Linked DNA regions of Mus musculus: region 1 is linked to region 2. A link is a loop called in an ENCODE intact Hi-C map of the cell type or tissue named here. Cell type or tissue: left cerebral cortex. All regions are shown on one strand. Links, peaks and the distances in the headings refer to the core of each region. The heading gives the core; the rest is flanking DNA. Region 1 holds the start of Rnase4 (ribonuclease, RNase A family 4). Region 2 holds the start of Chd8 (chromodomain helicase DNA binding protein 8).

Region 1 (8,334 bases), core at 41-8,040, 1.2 Mb before region 2:
CCAAGTCCGGGTGTGAACATGTCTGCAAGTCAGCGCCCCAAAGCTGCCTGCTTGCATTTTTGCTGCTTTCTGAGGGTTCCCTGTTCCTGCCACACAGAGGACCAGCCTTGCTGAGGGAGTCTGAAGATGCTGGAGTGCTGAATTCTTCCTCCTGCTACGGCGAGTCAGCTGATGCTCTCGTTTTTTTTTTTTTTTTTTTTTTTTTGTGCCCAGACTCACCTCAGACATCCCCAGCACGCTTCCACACAGTGAGAGATGCTTTGCCCCTGCCTCCACCTCTACTCCGCTGACAACCTGTAGGTCTCCCATCCCTATTTTTGCTTTTAGAAATTAGTACAGCTTAAATCACACATAAATATCTACACAATGATGGAGCAAAATCTAGAAATTGACAAGGAGCTAAAATATTGCAACTTTGCCCTATATACAAGATAAATGTATGGCAACTTTTAAAATTGTATGTATTTATTTATCTGCATGTATGTCTGTGTACCACACATATGCAATGCCCAGGGAGACCAGATGAAGGCATCACTACATATGGTTGGGAACTGCCATGTGGGTCTGAGAACTGAACCTGAGTAAGTGCCTGCAACCACTGAGCGATCTGTCCAGCCTTGAAGATGAATCTGTTAGAACAATTCTAGTAGATTTCTTCACTACCTCACTGTGTACTTTCTGGGTTTTAGAAGTCTGACCCCGTGGCTTGTCTACTCTTCGATCTTAGAGTTACCTCATAAGCAGAGCAGACATGCATAATTTCTTCTGTACTTGGTTCCCATAATGCTTAGATGTAGACAGCTGGTTTTGCAACTGTGCTTTAAAGAACAGGAAGCTGAGTAGCCATAAATATATATTCTTTTTTCTCCAGAGGATGGACAGAGGGAGGAGGAGCCCAGGAAGTGCTGTGTGTATTTCTGGGGGTTGGAGAGGTGGGGGCACAGTTGCCTCACTCCTTCCTTTAGACTTCTTTCAAAGTAGTTCCTGAAGTTGGCCTGAACGTCAGGGATAATATGTTTTTGGATCTATGGCATATGCACAGTGAAACTTCAGTCCTACCCTGAGCAAGGATAAGGACCATACACATAAGGAAAGAGGCAGCTTAGGAACAAAAGGCCGTGCTTAGCAAACATTATCATTGCTGAAAGAGATGTGTGGTCCACCAGGTGGTTAATATTTGACCCAGGCATGCTCAGGGGAAAGGTGAATGACTCCTTGTTTGCCCATGATTAGTGGCCTTGGTTTACAAGTCGCTGCCAAAGTAAAGATCCTTAGATAGGTTCTCCCCACCCCGTCACATGAGCACTGTATATTACCAGCCTGTGAGGAGCCTCTAGCTTCACACCGCAGGACCCTGTCTCCAGGAGCACGCAGCTGGACACATTCCCAGTCGGAGGAAAGCTGGCCAGCTTTGGTAAGATTCTTCCTTGTGGGTGTTCAACTCTCTGCTTCTTTTCCTCTGTGCTCTTTCTAGCAGTTCATCTATTTTAGTGAAACTGACTAACACCCCTTACGCTTTCTGGACTCAAACTTGCACATTAAAAAGAAAACGAGTAAGAGTTAAAATTTAAAATGAAAACAGGATTATTTGGTGTGGTTTGTATCTGGGAAGCAATTAATGGGATTTCGATCAAGGAGATGGAGATATAGGAGGGTTTCTTCAATTGTGATTAAAAGCCCCCAAAGGCTTAGGAAGCCATTTGCAGAAGGGCATGTGATCTGTCGTGTTTCCTCCATAACAAGCTTGGCTTGGCAGGAATAATAAGGAAAACCCCGAGTCTGGTGGTGGTGGTCCACACCTTTAATTTCAGCACTGGGGTGGTAGAGGCAGGCAGATCTCTGAGTTCAAGGCCAGTCTGGTCTATAAAGTGAGTTCCAGGACAGCCAGGGCTACCCAGAGAAAGCCTGTCTCCAAAAAGAAAAAGGAAAGAAAAGAAAAGAAAAAAAAAAAAAAAAAAAAAAAAGGAAAACCCGGAATCAGGAAGTACTTTCAGCAGTATTTCCTACTCAATTCTTTCCTAAAAAAAAAAAAGAAGGAAGAAAAAAGAAAAAGTTATGGACGCTCCTTAAAAACAAAGAGGAACATGAACCAAGATCAAAAGATGCTAGGTTGAGGGGAGAAAGGAGGAAAGACAGGAGGAAGACCAGGCACAGGGTGTTCTAGTCCAGTTGGACTGTTATGAAGATACACAAAGTAGGGAGAGTATACCTAGGAGAAGGGTGTTTATCACATTGCCACCCCAGCTGCAGGTAGTTTGCTACATGTCTAGTCTACATAGCACTGCCAACCCGGATTCCTGTGAGCACTACCTGGTTAAGAATGGGTAAACTGAGTCTGCACAAGAGTTGGAACTATTCCACTGCAGAAATCCGAATGACAGTCATTGTTGTGTATGCGACTAAGGTTCAGTACCTTTGGCCATGGCAGATTTACACCTGCACTCTCTAACAATAACACTCTCGCTTGTTTTCTCACAATTATACCTTGTCTGGCTTTGGGGGGAGTGTTAGAGTTAAACACACAGTGAGACAGTTTCAAGGGAGTGGACAGTAGACACTGGTGGTTGAGGTGTTCTGCTGGAAGTTGCTCCCTGGGTGTTTTAGAGAAACCATTATGAGAGACTGCATTGGGTGAGTTGGTAAAAATTAATGTGGAATTTCTGCAAATTAGAAGCAAGTAACCCCTTTCCTGGCCACATAGGCCTGAGAGCTTTCAAAGTCTAAATAGCAAGTATCTTTTTAGGATGAAGACCCCCCTATGTAGTGTTCATGGTACAGAGCCTTGGCTTACCCAGAGATCCTTCAGGGAAGATGTGTTTCAGTGAGACTGGACCAAGGTCACCCATCACCGATTTCTTCCAGTTGGTACCTTGTATCATCAACTAAGGTTATATAAATTTGCCGCTGCAATTCCAGTGTTGCTAGATTTGGCTCCTGAAACCGGTAAAGAATCCATTAGCTTAGTAAGAACCATACACTTTCAAAGCTGGAACCCCTCTCATTTATGGATGGTAAAGCATAGGCCTAAAGAGAAAAAGGAAGGAAACTATCAGAGAGATATTGAGAGCCTGCTGTGAAGCCAGCATTATGATTCAAGTAAAGAATACAGATCCCTGTCAGCTGTAGATTATAGAGCAGAAGGAAGTATGGACAGGTATATGGTTGTTTCCCTAAGATCACATGGTGTGTTTGGAAACAGCAGCCATGAAACCCAATAGCTGGTAACTGTTTGCTATATGATAGCCTTAGCATTAGGATCCTCCACATTATTGCTTTTGCTTTGGTGTCCTAAATACCCAGAGCCTGGCAACTTTAGGCACTCTGAGTGAGCCTACCAGTTCCCATTCCCCGCAACCTGGGTTTAAGTATAGGTTGGCATCTTCACAAGAGCCAACAGTCCTGCTACTGAATGGCAACATCCCTATCCACTGCTGCCACCTGCTGATCCTTTTGAGTATTACCAGCTCTTGTTATTTTGTTTGTTTAGGTTGGAGGTAGCCAGGCTAGTCCCTAAACCTGCCCAGGTCCTCCTTGCCTGCTCTGAGATTGCAGGCATGCATGCAGCATCACACCCAGATCTTCCTCCTTTTAAAAGAGAAATCACATCTAGGGAAGAGCATCCCAAGACAACATAAAGAGCTCAGCAACTGGGTGTCATGCAGCCCGGCAGCTCTGGTGAAGCAGTTGCCACACGGAAATGCTGGTAACTCTTTAGGGGTGGCTGTGCCTTCTGCACTTGTGCACCATCTCTTCTCAATAAACGAAACACACACACACACACACACACACACACACACACACACACACACACACTCACATTGGATTCTGTTACAGATCATAATCTTCTATGCTTTATGGAAGTTTGTTATTTCAGCGCTGTGAAATGACCGAGAATTTGGTGTTCTTTATAGCCTTATTCTGAGTCTGTGGTTATCATGAAACAGAAAGGATGGGCTAGTGTCAGATGCTAATTAGAAGGGCAGTTCACTTCCCACTCCATCACCTGACTTACACATGCTCAGTAGAGCCTTAGACCCCTGACCTCCTAGATTCCAAGCTATACTCCTGACTCTGCACTACTGACCAGATTATAGGCTGAGGGCCAGGACCTCAGCCTTCTACAAACAGACACATGCACACGCACGCACGCGCGCGCGCGCGCACACACACACACACACAGTAAAAGTAAGTATTCAGACTTACACATGAGAAAGACACAAAATAAAATTAATGGTTAACTTAATGCAGCTGAGAAACAAAATGCAGGGCAAAAACAAAATAAAACTTACTTGGAGCTGATTTTCTCCTTAACTAACATTTCCTTAGGCTGGCTGAAAGATGCAACATTCCCTGCATTTATTTATTTACAGACAAGGTCTCCTGTATCCCAGGCTGTCCTTGATTTGGCTATAGAGCCCAAGATGACCTTGAACTTCCAATTCTTCTGGCTCCACCTCCCTAGAACCACATAAACTGGGTGTGGTAGTTCTTAAGGAAGATCAAGAGTTTGGGCCCAGCCTGGGCTACATAGCAAGACCCTGTCTCAAAGTAAAACAAAACAAAAAAAAATCAAAACATAAAAGTTGATTTCTCCTGCTAAGTGTAGGGGCACTCATGGTCATCTGATATGGTGGGGTTCTGTGTGGAGGTGCAGGTTTGTGTGTTTCTCAGAAGCCGTGTACCATGTACCATGTTTTCTGGGACCTGAACCTCACCAATTACAATGCTGGCTGGTAGGGATCCTCGTGTTTCTACCTCCACAGCAGCAGGATTACAAGTGCTTGTCATCGAGCCCGACTTTTTACTTACTTGGCCATTTCTTCCCTGTGGTGAACTTTTTTAAGTTTTATTTTTACTATTTTAAATTAAGTGTATGCATGTGTGTCTGTTTCTGTGGGCAGATATGTGTAAGAGAATTCCTGGTGCCCACAGAAGCCAGAGGCACTAGATTCCTTGGAGCCTGAGTTGCTAGTGGATGTGAGCAGCTTAGTGTGGGTGCTGGGACCGGAACTCAGGCCCTCTGAAGAGTAATATACACTTTTAACTGCTGAGCCATCTCTGCAGCCCCACCATGAGCAGGGTTTTTATGTCTCAGGATGATCTTTTTCTATTTTCTCAAAGACTAAGGATATTATCAGAAATTGCTTTATTATCTCCTTATTATCTCCCAGTTCTCAAATTTTCAAATTTCCTAAGAAATAACAATTTAAAAGTCCATACGAAGGTCAAACTCCAGCAGAAGACACCTTTGATCCTATGCTGGATGTATGTGGTGCAGGGTAAACTGAGAACTCTGGGAGGTGATGGTAGGAATCTCCTCTCTTCTCCTCTTCAGAAAGATCTTACAGAAAAATTTAAGTCCCTTGCCTTCATGAAGAGATCTCAGTTTTGTTTTGTGTTTTGTTTTACAACACTGTCAGATCATTTGCCTATGTTAGCAGTATTACAAACATGGGAGACACTAGAAAATATTCTCTCAGATCATCCGAAGAGCCTCTGAAGATGAAGCTTGAGTTCCCCATTTTGCTCTCTAAGAGCTTCTTCTAGACCCACTTCAGGTACCACACAACGTGTTCCATTCTCCCTATGCACTGCATAGCAACTCTGCCCTCTGGGAGAAGTAGACCTGCACCCTTCATCCCAAGGTGATCTCTACAGCTTTCATCATTAATGTGGAACTGAGCGACTGCCTGGAGTCCCCAGCCTTGGGGCATGGGCTGTCCTGTGTTCTTGATCCCCACAAGTCATTGGCTCTCAGCTCCTGTGTTATGATCCATCTTGCCTCAGGAACCCCCATGCCTCCCCAATGGATGCCACATTTCTGTTCTGTGCTTTTCTGTCTTTCTTTCTTCTTCCTTGACCACCCCCTTCTCTCAACCCAAAAAACCCAAAGTCTTGTACATTATCCAGCTAGGGTGGAACTTCAGGATTCAAGCAATCCTTCTGTCTCTATTTCCTAAGTAGCTGGACCTTACTGACACATACTGCACCTGTCCTTGGTATATATATTAAATGTCTTTATGCCCTAGGATCTAGCACAGTTTCTGGGCCCAATAGGACTTGGGTAATGTTTGTTATCAAGTTAAGTAATAGGTGAATTAAGAATATAAATAGATTCTGTTATACTATGGATGATGGTGAACCTAAGGAATAGAGAAAGATGGCTGCGCCATGGAGTCTGTTAGGAAGGCCAAGGCCAAGATGGAATTAGGTAGCTGAGGACACTGTTTTATCATGCTCTTTCAGAAAGGAAAGTCTCCACCCACTTAGTCTAAGTTAGAAAGTGGTTCTACAGCCGACCACTCCTGCTTTTTTGCCCTTGGCAGGAATCTCTGTTGGAAGAGATGGCGATAAGCCCAGGCCCGTTGTTCTTGATCTTCGTGCTGGGTCTGGTTGTGATCCCTCCCACTCTGGCTCAGGATGACTCCAGGTACACAAAATTCCTGACTCAGCACCATGACGCCAAGCCAAAGGGCCGGGACGACAGATACTGTGAACGTATGATGAAGAGAAGAAGCCTAACCTCACCCTGCAAAGATGTCAACACCTTTATCCATGGCAACAAGAGCAACATCAAGGCCATCTGTGGAGCGAATGGAAGCCCTTACAGAGAAAACTTAAGAATGAGCAAGTCTCCCTTCCAGGTCACCACTTGCAAGCACACAGGAGGGTCTCCCCGACCTCCATGCCAGTACCGAGCCTCTGCAGGGTTCAGACATGTTGTTATTGCCTGTGAGAATGGTTTGCCTGTCCACTTCGATGAGTCGTTTTTCAGTCTATAGTCAGCAGGCCCCTGGCACAGACCTAGCTATGTTTTCTTTTTATCTCCCCTCATAGCCCAGAACACTGGTTCCATCGTTCATTGTCAGGGGCCAGAAAAACGAACTATCTAAAACATATGTCTCCTGATTTGCAATGCACAGAAATAAAGATGTCTCAAAAGCCATTAAGAGTCAGTCTGGAAGATCACTAGTTCCCAGTAAATTTAGCTTTTCCTGTTTTCTCTTCTTGCTGTATCCCAGGGGAAAGGGGCTGGGACACAGAGAGATATTCTTCCTTACCTGCTAGTCATGGGGAGGGTAGATTTCATCTTTTTATGGTGCTGTGGATGCTAAATTGATTTACAGACAGGACAGGGAATTAAAAAAGAGCCAAGTTGTCTATTAAGTAATAGGTCACTAAAGGAGCCCTTTGGAAAGGAGTTTAGGATCAAGAGCACACCAAGCACACCAAGGGTATCCCCCTGCCGTCTCCTCCTGTACGGCCTGAGACCGTCAGCACCCAGGGGACAGCTGTCATCCTCAGCAACCTAATGCATCCCCTTAATGTTTTTAAGGACCTCAACTCTGGCCAAACCAGATTCATAGTTTCACACAGAAAAAAAAAATCGATACCAGCCTTCATGAAGCAGAGTTGGAGACTTTTATCAGTGATAATTCTGACTTGTCTGGGTTGTCAACAGAAAGGTTGTGAGAGAGGCAGTTAGGGAGCGAGACATACCCAAGTGTAGGTATGGACTCCCCAACAGAGAGTAGTACATAGTTACCTTCATATTGGTCATATGTACAATGTCTCTCAAGCCACACCTTAAAAGGTCGAAAGGACATCCCTCCTTTCTTCTTTCTCTCTGTTTAGAATATTACTTATTTTATGTGCATTTTGTTTTACTATATGTGTTTTGTCTGCATGTCTGCATGGGCACCACATGTGTGTCTGGTGCCCAGGGAGGTCAGAAGAGGTGTTGGGTCCCCTGACCTGGAGTTACAGATGGTCATGGTGAATGCTGGGGTCCAAACCTAGGTCCTCTACAAGAACAGCAAGTGTCCTAAGTGCTGAGCCACCTCACGACCCCTTTTTATCTTTTGATCCCTATGTGGGATCATATGGTGGCTCGGGGAGTGTCTTGGGTGGAATTATAATTTGCAAAGGTAGAATCAAGTTCCACCAGGGTTGCATAAGGGGTTTAGTACACATCTTTTTGAAAAGAAGGTTTCTTCTTCATTCTTGAAAAGTGCAAGCTTACTCCTGGCAAAGGGTGAAGGCCTTAAGCAGTTGCTCATTATGATAGAATATTTGCTTGCCAGATTGCCAAGTAAGGGGTTTCTTCCTCTTCTCAGAGCCCCTTAAATCCCCCCCCCTTTTTTTCCCATTGAGTGTCTCCCTTTTGTTCCCATTAGTGCTTTCCTTTGATACGGGCAATTATCACTTATCAAAGCATGGGCTTGAAGTAGAATAGAGTAAACCCTAAGCCATTTCAGTGGCGTGTGTGATCCAGAGCCGCAACTTTGAAGGCAAGCACAGTGGATTCTGTATACATCAAGCCATCTCAGAAGG
Region 2 (8,334 bases), core at 13-8,012:
AGCACTGAATGGACTCAGTAGGTTTATACTCACATACATACATATACACATATACACACACATATACACATACACATATACATATATGTATCAATAATTAAAGAGGAGGAGGTCAATAACGTGAGGGAACATGGGGAGAATAGGAGGAAGAGAAGAAGGATGGAAATTACATAAATATAGTATTCAAGTATGAAATTATCAAAAAAAATTAAGAGAAAATTACCTACAGAACTGCTCAGAACAGCTTTAAAAGAAACCTCAGGTACTGACCGCTCTGTAGTTCAAACTATAAACACTATTTATTTACCTTTCTTTCTTTCTTTTTTTTTTTTTTTTTTTTTTTTTTTTGGTGTTTTCGAGACAGGGTTTCTCTGTGTAGCCCGGGGCTGTCCTGGAACTCACTCTGTAGACCAGGTTGACCTCAAACTCAGAAATGCGCCTGCCTTTGCCTCCCAAGTACTGGGATTAAAGGCATGTACCACCACTGCCCCGTCACACTATAAACATTTGTAACTATGCAGAGGTAGACATATTGCATAAGACAAATACACAAGAAGTTTACTTTTAGGTTTTGGGGGCTTTTTAGGTATTATTGGAATTTAACCCATTGTATGTATATGCTCAGCAATCACTCTACCAAGTTATATCCCTCACCTCTTGCAGTGAAAAATTTAAAATGTAGACCAAGAAAACACAAAGAGAGCTAAATTTGATTGCATAGCTACACATAGAGCAAACTGCAAAGTTAAAGGGGAAGAGGTTATCTAGGACCACATCTGGAATGCAGCAAATAGTTGGATAAGGCACAGTACATAGCTGGATAAAGTTTTTAGGCAATAGAAAATAGCTGCTGTCTGTTACATAAAAATACAACTGTCACTTAGGTCCTAGACAAAAGTAGACAAAACCCTAAAAGGAAGACCAGGAATGCTGCAGAAATCACTCTGGAGGAACAAAACATAACTGAGTGACATAGGAAACATGAACACGTACCTACTCGAGAGTCAAAGGCCAAAGAAAAGAGATAGTAAACACCAGAACGGCCATAGAAGAACTGGGAGAGGCCATGGGAAATGCTGAGAGCAGAGTCAAGATGACAAGCAAGCAGAATATATGGTGACTCCTACTGCTGAGCCCAAGGCTTCAGGGCAAAGGTTTTTATTTTGTCTTTTGTTTTTTCCCCAAGTATTAGGCTGAATTTAAGCTCAGAAGAGAGAAATATTTCAGGGCTGTGGATGATTTCACAAAGCCATTTAACATTCATCTGAATGCGGTAGTTCTTCCACGGATAAAAGCATTAAAGCTTATTCATCCCGTAACAGAAACCCTTAAATTAACCCTCAGTCACAGTATGGCTTAAGCAAATTCTCTTTTCAAAGGTGACATATATAAAAGTTTCCCTTAAAGAATCCTCTCACCACCCTCTCTTACCTAACAGAAACTGCTCCTTCACACAAAAGTCATTTTTAACACAAAACTCTGCCCCAGTCCCCAGTGGGTATCAAGCCCCATCATCCGGAAGCACTGCAGAAGAGGTTGTCCTAGGAAATACTACATGGATGTCTTCTGGCAATACAAAATCAGCTCAGCAGCTATATTCTCCATCTACTTCTAAAAGGATCTGGTCAGTTTGAGAATTGGGGGAAAACAAAAAAAAAAAAAAAAAAAAAAAGAAAGAAAAAACAAAAATCAAAGAGCCAGCTACACAGATTAAACACTTGGAAGACAAGAGCTTAATTTATGCATTCCTCCACCAAATCCTTTATTCCTGCGCTTCTGAGATTACAGCTTTAAGCCTTCGTTGAGCCTTTTTCTCTTTCTCCTTTATTTGGTGTGGGGAGGGTTCAGACGGGTGGTGTCTCTTCTGTCTCTGTGTGTGTGTGTCTCTCTCCTCTCTGACCAGTATCCTTTGCCTTGTCTGGTAGTCTTTGTCATACCACTCTGACTTGCAACAGCTTTTAAGTAGAACTCTGCTGTATTTCTTATCATAACCTTTATTATCTTAACAGCTGGAATAACTAAGACAGTTCAAGTAATGTTTTCCATTTTCAAGATTTTGGTAGTAGTGAATTTGTATAATCTGAGAACTTGGGAGGTAGAGATATAAAGACCAAGGTTTCAAAGTCATTAGTGAGTTGGAGGCCAAGCTGGACTATGAGAGACTGTTTCCAAAAAACCAAAGTAAAATAATCAGGGGTTGTGGTGGGATCCTTCATCTCAGAGCCCCCCCCCCCAGCCCCAAATGGCCAGCATTACTAAAAGATATGACACCCAAGGAAAAACAAGTTAACAAAAAAAAAAAAAAAAAAAAAAAGAAGAAGAAGTTGCCCACTTCCTGCCCTAAGAAATTGATTACAACTTGTGGAACCTGCAGGGTGACCATAAAAAGATATTTTTAGGCAGAAGACACTCTGTAATCAAAAAGACAATATCCCAGCAGGGGCCAGAGGTGCACGCCTTTAATCCAGGCAGAGGCAGGAAGATCTCAGTGAGTTAGAGGCCAACCTGGTCTACAAATGGAAAGCCAGATATCCTTTCAAAAGAAACAACAGCAACAACATAAGGGAAACATTCAAATTGCAAATCCATGTCCTAGAATCTGATGTGCCCCCCCAAAACGACCTCAGTTGGCACTAAGCCAGTCTCTGAGTTAACAAACTCAGAACAGAGATTCTGTGGACATCGATGTGATGGCAGAATGCAGCAAAATCGCTAAAGCAAGGTCCTCACTCGTGTCTGAGATGTCTCACTGTGTCTATCTTTTGAAAGAAAATTACGTAGCGTTTAAAATCCGACTTCTGGCTCACTTTGCTCACTCACTGCGAAGACTGGTTCACTACATACCTCCTCTGGGAAGCCTTTAACGACGTCAGGACTGCCCCTTAAAGAGGCGCTGCTGCGTATGCACAGCTGCAGCAATGGCAAGCCGACTAGAAACAGGTAAATTAAGACACAAAAAAACCAAAACAAATTTTAAATAATATTCGCCAAGAGGCAGTCCTCCTCTAGTGAAGAGTTTACATAATGTGTCAGAAAACCAAAGAGCTCTGCAGACCTGTCAAGGAAGACACAAGACTTGTGCTGTTCGTTTCCTCGTCACCTCTACTTTGCAACAGCCCCGCAGAAATTGGGAACATAATAAATCCGAACACGTTCACCTCAGGCTTCCCTACCCACATTTACTAAAAACATTAAAGATAAGAGAGGAGAGGGAAAAAGAATCCAGCCAAAACAAACTAAAACCCTGGCCTCGCACTTCTGACTCCAACGTATGGAGTAACCTAACCGAGCAGGGGAGTTTTTCTTCTTGGGAAAGGAGGAAGAAGAAAAAGGCAACTGTCTCGAATGTGCGCCTCGCCCAGCAGTGCCATGACAAGCTCCAAAACTCCACGCTGGCCCTAGCAGCTCCCTCGCGGCCCGTCCCAGCACGGCCCCGCGGCCCGTCCGGTCCCCAGCGCCTGCCTCTCACAAAGGAGAGTGGTTCAGCCCCGAGCATCCCGCACCTGATCACCGCTCGGCGCTGCACCCGCATGGGTGCGAGCGAGCGAGCAAGCGAGGACGTTGTTACCCCACCCACTACCCGCCCAGGCTCCGACGAGGCTTGGTGGAGCCGCGCGTGCCGCAGGCTTACCTGAGCCAGTCCTGCGGCTTCCTTCCCTGGGCAAGAGTTGCAACCCACCGTCCGGGAGAACAAGGCGCCTTCCGGCGGAGCACGGCCAGCCCTCGCCGCAAGCAAGCTTGCTAGTCCTCCATGCGCCTGGGCCCGCCCACCGCCCTCCATCTACCAATGGCGTGGCCGGAGCCGGGCGCCATCCAGGAAGTCTCCGAAGGCTGGGAGGGCCTGAGGCTGGGAAGGGTACGTAGGCAACCGCAGATATGCCTGCTTGGAAATCGGAGCGGGCGGCGGGCTGGCAGGCCAGGCCTCTGACCCCCGCCGCTGGGGGCGCTGCAAACCCGGACAGCACCTGCTACCTGTCTCGGGAGGCCATCTTGGGTCGACTGGCTTGGTGATCTCCCACGATTACGTATAGGAATGTGAAGGCCTTTTTGGAGTTCTGTTGGTCCGTTTTGGTCCAGCCCCTACATGCCCTCCTCTCATGTACTCAGGATGCCTGTCAGTCATGGGGAGGAACTCTGGAAAAACGTTGAACAAGACTGGAAACAAGCCCCACCACCTCTTAAACGTAGGAATGATGCTGGTTTATCAAAGAAGCCAACGATCAGTTTTTCTGAATGCCACTTCTAGGGTGATCCTTGACAAGCAGGATTATCAACACATAATCGACACGGGTTTTATAGCCATTCTACTTGCTTATCTATGCACGTTTCAGATTTTCCAGTATTAGAGTTTTGTTTGTTTTTTTGAGACAGGGTCTCAATATATCAGGCTGGCGTTAAACACAGAGATATGGTATTTGAGGCATGAGCTACCACGCCCTAGACCAGTGTTCCGATTTTAGCAACCCAAAATTCTGAGTCATTTAGTAATATCGGGAGTGAGGAATTTCACTTAAAAAGCAAAGGACCTTAAATTTACCAATAGTTCCAATTACTACGCACGAATACACACTGGGAAACAAGACTTATCAGAGGTACACTGACGGAGTCATTTATTCTGGAAAGAAGCAAAATTTCACCATAGGTCAAACTACACTGAGAAAGGTGTTCCTGCATTTTCTAAAGTTCTGCCGACTACATTTCCATACAAGAAGGGTTTTTTGGTTGTTGTTTGTTTGTTTAAATACCAGTATTAGAAAACTCGAGGAAGCCGGGCGTGGTGGTGCAGGCTTTTAATCCCAGCTCTCGAGAAGCAGAGGCAGGCGGATTTCTGATTTCGAAGCCAGCCTGGTCTACAAAGTGAGTTCCAGGACAGCCTGGGCTACACAGAGAAACCCTGTCTTGAACCAACCCCCCCCCCCCAAACAAACAAACAAACCTGAAGGAAGCTTGAGCAACACAGCAAAACCTGCAAAATTTGTTTTTAAAGAGATTTATTTATTTTTATAAACTTTGCTCTTGTCATTTTCCCTAAACAATATAATTTGTCAACTATTTGCACATCACCCGCACTGTTTTAGGTAGAATCAGAAATGATCGCAGTGTTGAGAACAACGTGTGTAGGTAGTTTGTAAATATACATCTCTGTTCCTGAGGGACTTTGGTGCCCACAGATTTTGTTATCCATGTGGTTTGGGGGGATCCTGGAACTAGACTATCATAGATGGAGAGACAACCATATTTGCTGTGCTACTTCCCTCTGGGGAAACTGAGGTATAGGGAGACCCGCTGACTCCTGGGGCTAACATGAAAGTAGAGGGTCCCTGAACATCAGGCCCAGGGTTCTGACTCATGTGCCTCAGTTTGCCCATAGATTTTCTTTTTCTTATTTTTAAGATTTATTTATTTATTATATGTAAGTACACTGTAGCTGTCTTCAGGCACCCCAGAAGAGGGCATCAGATCTCATTACAGATGGTTGTGAACCACCATGTGGTTGCTGGGATTTGAACTCAGGACCTTTGGAAGAGCAGTCAGTGCTCTTAACCACTGAGCCATCTCTCCAGCCCATTGTTGTTTTTAAAGATATATTTTTTAGATTTTAATGTGTGTGAGTGAGATTTATTAGCCGGGCGTGGTGGCCGCACGCCTTTAATTCCAGCACTCGTGAGACAGAGGCAGGCAGATTTCTGAGTTCGAGGCCAGCCTGGTCTACAAAGTGAGTTCCAGGACAGCCAGGGCTATACGGAGAAACCCTGTCTTAAAAAACCAAAAAAGAAAAAAAAAAAAAAGAGAGAGAGAGATTTATTGCAGGGCACGCCTTTAATCCTAGGATTTGGGAGGCAGATGCAGGCCGATCTCTGAGCTCTGATCTACAGAACTAGTTCCAGGACAGCCAGGAGTACACAAAGAAAACAGTTTTTCTATTATATTTTTAATTTTGTGTATATGTATGTGCATGAGCACTGGTTGGGCCAGAGAGCAGAGATGTGGGTTTCCCTTGGGACTGGAATTACAGTGGACATGTGTGGCAAGGAACTGAACTCTGGTCCTCTGCATGACCAGTTCATGCTCAGCTCCTAATCTATCTCTCTCACCCATCAAACATCGTTAAAATACACTTTTTAAAGAGACATTTCAATGATTAAAATAATTTTTCAAGCAGTAACATAATTGTGCCTATACCTTTAATTCCAGTAGTAGGGAGCCAGAGGCAGGTAGATCTCTGAGGTCAAGGACAGCCTGGTCTTCTATAAAGCAAGTTCCAGGACAGCCAGGCCTACACAGAGAAATCGTGTCTTGAAAAACAAAACAGCAGGCGGGGAGTGGTGGCGAATGCCTTTAATCCCAGCATTTGGAAGGCAGAGACAGGTGGATTTCTGAGTTTGAGGCCAGCCTGGTCTACAAAGTGAGTTCCAGGACAGCCCTAAAAAAAAAAAAGAAAGAAAGAAAGAAAGAAAGAAAGAAAGAAAGAAAGAAAGGAAGGAAGGAAGGAAGGAAGGAAGGAAGGAAGGAAGGAAGAAAGAAAGAAAGAAAGAAAGAAAGAAAGAAAGAAAGAAAGAAAGAAAGAAAGAAAGAAAAGACCAACAAAACCAAAGGGGAAGGGTGTTGTGTCAATATTTTATGAGGAGCTGTGACTATACTGAGCAAATTCTTCCCTAGCTCTAAATACCACTGTATAAATTTGTTAATGTGTTTATGTGTAAATGCACAGAGATATAATCCTAATTATTAATGGTTTCTATAATAAGAGACTATTATCCTTCTGGTTAGTTTCTGGTACAGAATATAAGACCCACCAACAAAGGAAGTCATTATAAGCATTGTGGGAGGGGCGTGTCTGGCCCAGTGGTTTCTGCTAGCTACACTGATGTGTTGCTATAAATGATATGATTTTCAGTGTTCATGATTTCAAAATATCGCATAATTACCATTCAGCACATTGGGGTGGGAGATGCTTTTGTATTAATTCATTATCACTTGACTCAGGTCATGAATTTATAATAAGCCACAGCTTTTTGTTTCTTTTCAAAACAAGAAAAATATCAAGTATGGAAGGTTATAAAATATAATACTAGGTGTGAGAATTAGGTTTTTACGTTCCAAAAAAAAAAAAAAAGTCAGGATGGTCACTTTCATCACTCCAAGAGTAACAGCCATAGGTAAAATACTATCTCTAATGCTTGTGAATTGCTAGAAAAATCTGAACAGTAAAGAACTTTTCAACAGAAACTATAGCATTGATGGGTGCATTGGCACATTCAGTACTCAGGAGGCTAACACAGGAAGATCAGGAGTTCTAGGATAGCCTAAGCTACCTCACCAGACTTAAAAAGAAAGGAAGAGAGAAAAGAAATGAGGGAGGGATGAAGGAAAAATGAAAAGAACTAAATTATATACTCAGTTTTGTGCCTGGTTAAAACAAAACAAAACAAAACAAAACAAAACAAACAAAGAAACAGGCTGAATATAAATTCAACAACCACTAAACCTTTGTGGAATGAGGTAGGGTTAAAATCCAAAGACCAGAAGCATAATCAGCTCAATGCCCAGATGACCTCTCATTTCCTATGGTACAATGTTAACTTTACTGCTACTATAAGGAACAGAATTCAGAATAAAACCAATTCTAAGAAGGAATTATCTTTGATGCAATATTCTAGGAGGATAGTATCCATTTACACTCAGGGTATAGTCAGAAATGACACATGAAATAAAAGTAGCTTGGATCATGCATATATTTAATAGTAAAACGGTCATTAACAATAAAAATTAGAAAATTTGGTGAGACCTCAGTGCTGTGAAAGAAAATGAGACAAGTAAAAAAGACAGCAAGTGTCCCAGGAGGTGATGCCAGGAGTCAGCAGAGGCAAACTGGGCTGACAGTTACAGAGTCTACGGAACGGGTAAAAACGTCCCTATGTATCTGAGTCTTGGAAGCAGGCATTCTTACTGTAGACTGCACAGAATGGAGGCAGTTACAGTGAGGCAGGACAGAAGAGCAATGAGAAATCAGGATAAGGAGATGGGGAAACCAGGATACAATTACATAGAGATGACTCTAAGGCCTTTTGTTTCTTCTAAACTCTTAAGTTTTAAAGCATGTCACTTAATTCCAGATGGTGAGTTGCAGAGTACAGTAAGGGAACGGTGGGATGGACTGGGATGACAGGTGCCTGCTCTCAGAGAGCTTACAGCCTATGTGAGACAGATGCTTCCCCCTCACCCACCCTGGGTTCACTACAAAACATTTATAACGTGAAACACATACAAATAAATATACATATGGATAACGTAGGAATGCTAAGAAGTACTGTGTTAACAACTTCGTAGGGC

Evidence for each region. A loop is a pair of places that touch in the nucleus more often than their neighbours do. Peaks named below come from ENCODE experiments on the same cell type or tissue, not always from the same donor. Only the 100,000 strongest peaks of a DNase experiment are listed, where the experiment ranks them.
Region 1: a loop joins it to region 2, with 5 times the contacts of the local background. A loop is called at or near these places in 2 of 42 quality-filtered maps.

What each region holds. Positions count from the first base shown.
Region 1 is chr14:51,095,060-51,103,393 of GRCm38, forward strand. Rnase4 (ribonuclease, RNase A family 4) reads left to right here and starts at 941. Exons shown (of 2, transcript NM_201239.3): 1 at 941-1,414. It overlaps Ang (angiogenin, ribonuclease, RNase A family, 5), which reads left to right and starts at 941. Exons shown (of 2, transcript NM_007447.3): 1 at 941-1,414; 2 at 6,327-6,950. The coding sequence starts at 6,345. The coding sequence ends at 6,782. In left cerebral cortex, for the core only: a CTCF peak has its summit at 3,464 (motif pointing left); DNase peaks (open chromatin) are centred at 57, 642, 855, 1,337 and 1 more place.
Region 2 is chr14:52,254,047-52,262,380 of GRCm38, forward strand. Chd8 (chromodomain helicase DNA binding protein 8) reads right to left here and starts at 3,714. Exons shown (of 38, transcript NM_201637.3): 1 at 3,632-3,714. Rab2b (RAB2B, member RAS oncogene family) reads right to left here. Exons shown (of 8, transcript NM_172601.3): 8 at 7,713-8,334. In left cerebral cortex, for the core only: a CTCF peak has its summit at 3,934; DNase peaks (open chromatin) are centred at 2,912, 3,050, 3,858, 4,482 and 2 more places; H3K4me3 peaks cover 2,170 bases; H3K27ac peaks cover 2,064 bases.